2 separate regions of the Mus musculus genome follow, and region 2 is linked to region 1. Evidence: chromatin contacts called from ENCODE Hi-C data. All regions are on one chromosome and are shown on one strand. The core of a region is the stretch at or near the end of the contact, and the rest is flanking DNA. Distances in the headings are between cores, read along the strand shown.

Region 1 (4,169 bases), core at 712-3,211:
CTGTATTTTCAGCCCCACCACTCCAACCCCTCCCAACCTCTTTTCGTTTTCTGTTTATAATCTTTCAAGTCCAATTCAAGCTGCCTGTACTCACAGGTGTATTGCCATCCAAAGAAACACTGTCAATCTACTAGGGGGTGACACATTTATACTGACTGTTCCTCCCCGATATGCCATCGACTGCCAGTTGCTCCCTAGCCAGGGCTGAAGGCTTGTGAAATACCCTCAACTCCATGCCAGGATGCTGATTGGCTTGAACTTGTTTAGCTATGCAGGCTTCCATAGCTGTCTTCACTTCATGAATGTAGCAGCCCTATCACGCCCAGAAGACGTTGTTTCACGTTGACCCTCCCTGAACAGTGGCTCTTAAAATCTTTCTACCTCTGTTCTGCGATGACTTTTGAATCTTGGGGAAGAGGTGTGTTACAGCAGTCTCATTTGTGAGCCCTGCACTGACATTTAATCTCTACACTTTGACAGGAAGGTAAATTCTGCATCGACTGCATTAATCATCCACAATTTTCCTGATGAGGCCTGAGGGCTGCACGAAGGTATGGACCTGGGTATCTGGGTAGCAGATAGTTTGATAATATATCGGTTTAGAAAAAGAACTGTGGTAGGTTCGCTCTTGGGACCTAGGATTGCCCTAACCACGGGTCCTTTGCCAGATTTACAGTATCTAGCATGCATTTTCTTCTACACAATTGGCCTTAAATCATTGGAGCAGAGATTGGTTGTCACCCATAATATCTATGCCCCTATTGTACCCATGAACATACTTTGCCACTTGGTCTTTGTTGTAATTTATAGGGTTAACGATAGGGTAAGACTGTTGATGATATACTCTGCCCCGACAACTGCGCATCCATTTCAGTATATGAAGGCTCAGCAACAAAGAGGAAGGTTCCTAGTCAGTAACATCTAGATTTCTTCATTTCCTGTGATCAAAGTGTGTGCTGTCTTCAGGAACGGGGTCTTAACCAAGTGACCAATGATCCGATGATTTTTAAACTCAAATCTCCAGTTCTAAGTTGTCATAATGACCATAATTTGTGGAGATGAAAAATGGAGTACTTCACCTGATTTGCTATTAGTTTGAGTTGTCATTAAGTATTTGGGTATTTAGCCAAACACTTCTGGATCCTCCATGTAGAATTTTGTCTGAGTCTGCTTGTATCAAAAGTAAGCTTGCAAGACAAACTTTGCTCAGAGCTAAAACAATGTTGTTGTCCCTTCGTCCTAAAAAGCATTGAGAAACTTGATTAGAAAGCGGTGATTTTAGATAGAATATGGTTGGGTATTTGTCTCCCTTCTTTATATTAAATTTGACCAGTATGGCTACGTGATTTTGCTTTCGATTTTTGTAATCACAGAAATGACGAGATTGCTTCCAACGCTGCTGCAACATCACATTTCACAGTTTGAAAGGTTACTTTTAATTTTTATTTACTTTTATTTAATTAGTTTGTGCGTGTTACACAAGCACTATAGTGTGCCACAGTGTGGCTGTGAAGGACACAGGACAGTTTTTGAGAGTTAGTTCTCTTCTTAGATCATGTGGGTCCAGGGGAATTGAACTCAGGTTGTCAGGCTTGCCAGCCAAATACCTTTACCTACCAAGCTATCTCTCTCGCCAGCATAGTTTTCATGCTGATTGAAAAAGAAAGCTCTTCAGTGCTGTGCCTTGTGCTAACAAGATCCACATGCAGAAACGAGAGAAGGTTAGCAACAGAAAGAAAAAAAAAAAGAAAGAAAAAACCAGAAAATGTTTGTGAAGGTCCAGGTTCCCAAGAAGAAAGGCTGTTTTGATTTTATAATACAGGGGAACTTTTCATTTTCTAATCAGTAGAAATGCCTGTTTTCCAGATCACAATTTCAGAAATTTGATGGCAAACCCAGTAAACAGAGGTCCCCAGGCTACGTTTCCACACCAATAAGGAAAAGCCACTTGCCAGTGTAAACTTGGGCAGCATTGTTTTAAGGCAGCGGCTGCCTTTCTTATCAGAAGCATGCAGGTCAGAGAAGAACGTGGGAGGTCCCCGTAGCCCACCTCTCTGTTCAGCAAGCAAACCTTCTATTCAGATCGGTCCCCCTGGCGAGGATGGACGTTACGCTGCTAATAAATCTGAAGGGCTACTCCTGCTCTTTAATGGGAGGAAAAGGAACTCGGTGGCTTTGTAAGAAAGGAAACTGCCCGTGAATCCAATCTACAGAGAAATCAATTTCACACGGCCATAATTCAAGGAAATGAGGTGGCATGTAATGACGTGGAAATGCATTTTGGTCCTTAAAATTTCGACTTTCTTCTTGGCTACTATTATTTTTGAAAACAGCTCGGATTTTTTTTTCCTCATGGCCCTCTGCAGCATTCTTGCTAACCATGGGAATCTGAAGAACTCAGGCTTAAGTGTGACTCCTTAGTATTGTTTCCTTTTAACCTTTCTCCCGCCTCATCCTGCAGCGCTTCCCTTTTCTCAAGAACTAAAAGGAGCGATGGAAAAAAAAAAATCAGTGTTTTGAAACACATTAAACATGCAGCAAGGAATAGTCTAAGTTCGCTAAATTTGTTTTCACTTTCCCTGAGAGTATATTTGAGAGTTTTCACGGAAATCATGTTCAAATGCGAATTTCTCCTGTAGCAGCATAATTGGTATGTCCCCACTCTCCTCATTTAGGACTAGGGGAAGAGGACAAGTTTGTTCTCGTTTCTACGTCTGCTGAAGATTGTGACTAAACACGTTTTTAATAGCAGAGAAAATGATCTTTTTTTTTTAAGTCCCAGAACCCGAGGAAACTGAAATCTCTATATAACTTGACTCCAGAAATTATGACCTCTGTGGCATTAAGAACAATTTTAAAATGAACAAGTATGCTTAAAGTTTTGAGTAGAGAGACAAACATTTTCGTAGGGCCTTTTTCAAACTTCAGGAGTGAAATTCGGCACTTGGCATAGTGGGACAGAAAATAGAACAGAGGTGCCACGTTCCAGTTTGAAAGCCAAAATCTTCCACAGGAGGATCACTCCTAGGATGGAGAGACATATGGGCGGTATTGTGGAAGGAAGATTGAAGACTCTTTTAAAATACAAAACTCAATGAGTACGATAAAAACTAGTGGAAAACTCTAGCACTTGGAAAGAAACCAGTAACGTACTCTAATCTGTCAAGAGAGAAAGCCAAGGCCAATGGCTAAGGCAGTACTTTTAGTGTCATTCCAAAATGACAGTCTAACGAACTGTCAAATTTTCCAATTCCAAACCTGTAATTGGTGACACTGCCTCTATTGTTACTAGCACCTCTGTTAAGTATAATTTATTGCATAACAGAACCTGTAAAAGATTAATAAATGCACTTTTTCTTAAGATAGTGAATATACAAATGTAATTGTCTTGTTTTTTTTTTTGTTTGTTTGGTTGGTTGGTTGGTTTTTGCTACAGGGTTTCTTGTGTAACAGCCCTTGTTATATTGGAATTCTTTTTGTAGACCATGCTGGCCTTAAACTCACCGAGACCCGCCTGACTCTGCCTTGCAAGTGCCATAATTAAAGGCATGCACTACTATGCCCTGCTATAAATGTAAATTTGCATTACAACTCTAGTACTCTGTCACTGTTGTGGGTCTAGTACAATGGCTGTGTCTTGGCAAAGGCCCTGGAATAAGAGGAACTCACAATGATCAATTCATTCTAACAAGGTTCTAAGGTCGAACAAATTTAGATGAAAAGCAGCTAAATTGTTGCCAAACAAGCTCTTGTGCTGAGTGATGCAGCGGACAGGGTGTGAAGACTTCATAAAGCAGCAATGATGAGACTGGGCAATGAACCCCTAGGCAGTGAATTCATAGGAAAAAAAAAATAGGGGCTGTGCTTTAAAAGAAGTAGAGTTGGTTAGGTGGTGGGTGGAGTTTGCAGGCAAAGAGGGTCTACGTGTGATTAACAGACAAAGGCTAAGGAGGAAGCCATTAATTAAACATCTCAGACCTAAGGAGACTCCCTTAAACTAATAAACCATGAAACTGGAACAGTGAGTGCCAGCTAGAGAGAGTCCAGCTTGTCGTAGTAAGACACACTAGATTTCAAAGTAAGGAAATGGGGTAAAAGTAGGGATTTATAAGGAAATAACCAAGCAGTACAAGATACATTAGGTCATATTAGCGAAGAGAATATCCAAG
Region 2 (4,169 bases), core at 1,040-3,539, about 58 Mb after region 1:
CAGTAACTTGAGGAATCTTTCATTTGAGAATAAGTGATTTGGGCAGACAGACCATCTGTTTTTAACTTTGGGGGACTTTCTGGAATAAAACAGTCCTCAGGAAAAAAACTTCAAGAAATGCCAAGGACAATTAGGAAAAAGAAGGGGATATCATATTATTCACATGCACAAAAATTATTTTAGCTGGGAACGTAAAAACTGGTTCATTTTAAAGCCAGCTCGCCGGGCGTGGTGGCGCACGCCTTTAATCCCAGCACAGAGGCAGAGGCAGGCGGATTTCTGAGTTCGAGGCTAGCCTGGTCTACAAAGTGAGTTCCAGGACAGCCAGGGATATACAGAGAAACCCTGTCTCGAAAAAAAAAAAAAAAAAAAAAAAAGCCAGCTTGTGGTGGTACAAACACTTTGGAGGCAAGTAGATCTAGATCTCTTAGTTTGAGGCTAGCCTGGTCTAGGGCAGCCTGTGAGTTCTACACAGGGAAACCCTGTCTTATAAAAACAAAAAACAAACAAAACTACCTGATTTCATTAGGCAACCGAGGATCACAGATTTGGTATAGACTTCCCTTCAGATATCTGTCCCAGTGCTTCAGAGCAATGCTAGGAAGCACACGAGGAACATATATTTTCATTAGCAGTACCCCGGAAATCAAGAGCCTTGTGCATGGAAGCAGCCATTAAGCCACACCCACAACCGCTGGGAACTCCCATTTTCTCATAAACCCAGGGCCGTAGTTTCTGACTTGGAAATGTGGGCATGAACATTTCTCTTGCAAGATTACTACTGAGATTAGACAAAGTTTGTATAGTGCCAGCGTGGTGTTTAACGGGTAAATTAAAGTCAAAGGTATATTTAAGAAAAGTAACTTGAGGGCTGGGTGTGGTGGTGCACACCTTTGATCCCAGCACTAGGGAGGCAGAGGCAGGCAGATTTCTGAGCTCGAGGCCAGCCTGGTCTACAAAGTGAGTTCCAGGACAGCCAGGGCGCCAGGGCTACACAGAGAAATCCTGTCTCGAAAAACCAAAAAAAAAAAGAAAAGAAAGAAAGAAAAGTGACTTGAAAGCAGCAGTAAGGCTTCCTTAAATTACCTGAAAACTGAGGTACTTTCTTTCGCTTGTGACTCAAAATTCCAACTACTGATTTAATAAACTCACCCATCCTCCGCTAAGGAATCCACTAAACTGCTCACACAAAGGACAACCAACCAGGGAGCCTGCAACCCATAAATTTAAACATTTTCTTTAAAATCCTTCTAAACCACACAAAGCAGAAACACAGCCATAAAAAGGAAACCCAGTTATTATCTAGAAGGTTTCTGGTATTTCCCTCGGGGATCAATAAGGGGATTTATTTATTGCTAGGGTACTAACGAAAGCAGCCATGGTATGTGACAGCTTAAACTAGTTATTTCCTACAGCTTTGGAGGGTACTATGTAGTTCCAGGCACTAAGAAGACATTCAAGTCATTGCTAGTGTTCTGTGGGTCAAGTGGACTAGAGTGTAGTCCTAAAAGCAACCAGTTAAAGGGAGGGTAATCTTATCTGCCTACTCAATTCTGGGATTTGGAGTGTTTTACAAAGATACCCCCAGCAGTGCAAAGGGAGCCTGGTGTATCCCGCTAAATAAGGCCACTTGCTCCCGTGTCACAGATCCTTTGAGTGACACATATGGGTAGGTACACTATTGTTTCAGAACGTACCCCCTTTTAACACCCAAGGTGCAGAATAACCTTGGATAGGCCAAGGATAATGTAAAGGTTCTTCTTTTAAGAACAAAGATATTTAACCATTTTCCAGTCTATCCGTTGGGGGAGTGGTTCAATTAAAAGAGCATTTCTTAGAAGGTAGGGAAAAGTTAGTTTCACTTTTCTTTGCTACCATTCCCGGTTTCTGTGCTGGCTTTCCCTAGGTATGCTCGTCCCTACGGCTAGGACCAGGGAACCCATCAGCCACGCAGTTGATCCTCCTGGGGCATCCTGGAGGCTGTAGGTTCTACGGCACTGCATCTCTGTCCCAGCATGTGCTCACCCACCGGAAAAGACAAGAGGGACCCCAGGCACAGTCGCCTTGGCGGGAAAACTCCAGGCACTTCCCATCGGAACACTGCAACAAGAGACACTTAGAGATCTTCAACGACACTTACTTCTTGCTTAGTTTCTGCTCGCCATCCACTTTGACTTCACTCTCCTGCAGCGTGGCCATCTTCCCCACTGGCCCGACCCAGAAAAAAAAAAATTATGACTAGCGTAGAACTAGAACTTCCAGGTCGTGGCTCTAAGTCCTGCCTCTTCCGGGAAAGAGGGCGGGCCCTCGGCCGGACTCTCGCTGCGCAGGCGCAGTGCTGGGCTCCTCCGGCGGAGAGTCCGTCTTAGTGGTGTCGTTTCTGCGCTTTACTTGTACAGCGGGGCGACAGGTATGGCGGAGGCGATGGATCTGGGTAAAGACCCCAATGGGCCCACTCACTCCTCCACTCTGTTCGTGAGAGAAGACGGCAGCGCCATGTCGTTTTACGTGCGGCCCAGCTCGGCCAAGCGCCGGCTGTCGACGCTCATCCTGCACGGCGGCGGCACCGTGTGTCGGGTGCAGGAACCCGGAGCCGTGCTTCTCGCCCAGCCCGGGGAGGCGCTGGCCGAGGCTTCGGGCGACTTCATCTCCACGCAGTACATCCTAGACTGCGTGGATCGCAACGAGAAGCTGGACCTGGAGGCCTATCGGCTGGGCCTGACGGAGCAGGCGTCCGATCCGAAGCCCGGGGCTTCCACCGAGGGCTCCACGGAACCGGAGCCGCAGCCCCTGACCGGGCGCATCGCCTACACCGACGCGGAAGATGTGGCCATCCTGACCTACGTGAAGGAGAACGCCCGTTCGCCCAGCTCGGTCACAGGCAATGCCTTGTGGAAAGCGATGGAGAAGAGCTCGCTCACGCAGCACTCCTGGCAGTCGCTCAAGGACCGCTACCTCAAGCACCTACGGGGTCAGGAGCACAAGTACCTGCTCGGGAACGCCCCGGTCAGCCCGTCCTCCCAGAAGCTCAAACGGAAGGCGGAGCAGGACCCCGAGGCCGCGGATAGCGGAGGTGAGGCCGGCACCTTCGGGGCTCCGGGGGGCGGGGCTGCCTGCCTGTCAGCGAGCGTCTTTTTGGGCGCCGTGGGTGGCATAGCTCAGCCCCTCTTCTCTGTTGAGGTCCGAAGCGAAAGTGCACCGTTTCCTCTTATCCCTTGTTTTCTGGTTTTAATTTGTCTTTTCATTTAACTTTTCCTTCCCGTTGACTGGATGTTTGTTCGTTGATGGATTTGGGTTTGGGAGGGCGGGGAACTTGAGTCTCTTCGCTGTGTCGCCCAGGCTGTCCCCAAACTCTATGCCTGAAATATTCTCCTGCCTTCGGAGTGACTGAGACTACGGAACAGTAACTAGTTTACAAAAACGGCTCTGTGTTCAAAAGGAACACAGTACAGTATATATGGAAATCTTCTACCCTTCCTACCCACCATACCCAGGAGGTAACAGGGTAACCTGTTTCTGTTTTCAGAAATTTCAAAGATATTTTCCCTTCCCCCTTTTTCCTTCCTTCCTTCCTCCTCTCCTTTTCTCCTTTTCCTCCACCTCTTCTTGCGCCTCCTCCTCCTCCTCCTCCTCTTCTTCTCATCCTCCATCTTTTTTATTTGAGAAAAGGCCCCTGGCCGTTCATTTTAAGATATTGCCTATATTCTGGTCTTACTCAATATAAACTATGTGAATGGCATGGCAGGTCAGTTTACTTTCCGTATTTTGGCTTAACTGAATGTACTTCTATATAAAGAGGAAAGTTGCTTTGTGGTCTTCTTAGGTGAGGTGAATTTCTAAGCACTTGAGGTTAAGATCTGGCTGTGATTAGTGTATAGTACAAAGGTGTCGCTTTTTTTACTTAGGTCGTGTTGTAAGTTTGTTTTTTGAGACAGCCAGGCTGGCCTCCCAAGTCTAGGCAATCCTCTTACCTCAGTCTCTAGAGTGCTGGAATCACACAGCTGAGCCACCATGCCTGGCTAAGATATCTGCCTTTTCTGTAACCAGTATTGACAGCTTAAATGGCAGACATTTTTGACTTTAAGGCATGCTTTCTCCATTTGGGCTGTGTGTGTGTGTGTGTGTGTGTGTGGGGAGGTAAAATCTATTTCTCTAGTTCAGCATGCTTA

What was found. A loop is a pair of places that touch in the nucleus more often than their neighbours do.
Region 2: a map of regulatory T cell shows a loop between it and region 1 (47-fold over the local background). The contact joins the promoter of Terf2ip here to the enhancer-like site in region 1. A Hi-C loop is called at or near these places in 2 of 37 maps with a recorded cell type or tissue (T-helper 17 cell and regulatory T cell).

What each region holds. Positions count from the first base shown.
Region 1 is chr8:54,484,655-54,488,823 of GRCm38, forward strand. No RefSeq gene overlaps it. Among named protein-coding and RNA genes, the nearest start is that of Spcs3, 43 kb to the right of the region's middle. Within about 2 kb of position 1,962, at least 1 of the 3 ENCODE cell types and tissues checked has a DNase peak (open chromatin) inside an H3K27ac peak, as active enhancers do.
Region 2 is chr8:112,009,070-112,013,238 of GRCm38, forward strand. It overlaps Terf2ip (telomeric repeat binding factor 2, interacting protein), which reads left to right and starts at 2,290. Exons shown (of 3, transcript NM_020584.2): 1 at 2,290-3,073. The coding sequence starts at 2,413. Kars (lysyl-tRNA synthetase) reads right to left here and starts at 2,285. Exons shown (of 14, transcript NM_053092.3): 1 at 2,141-2,285. The coding sequence starts at 2,199.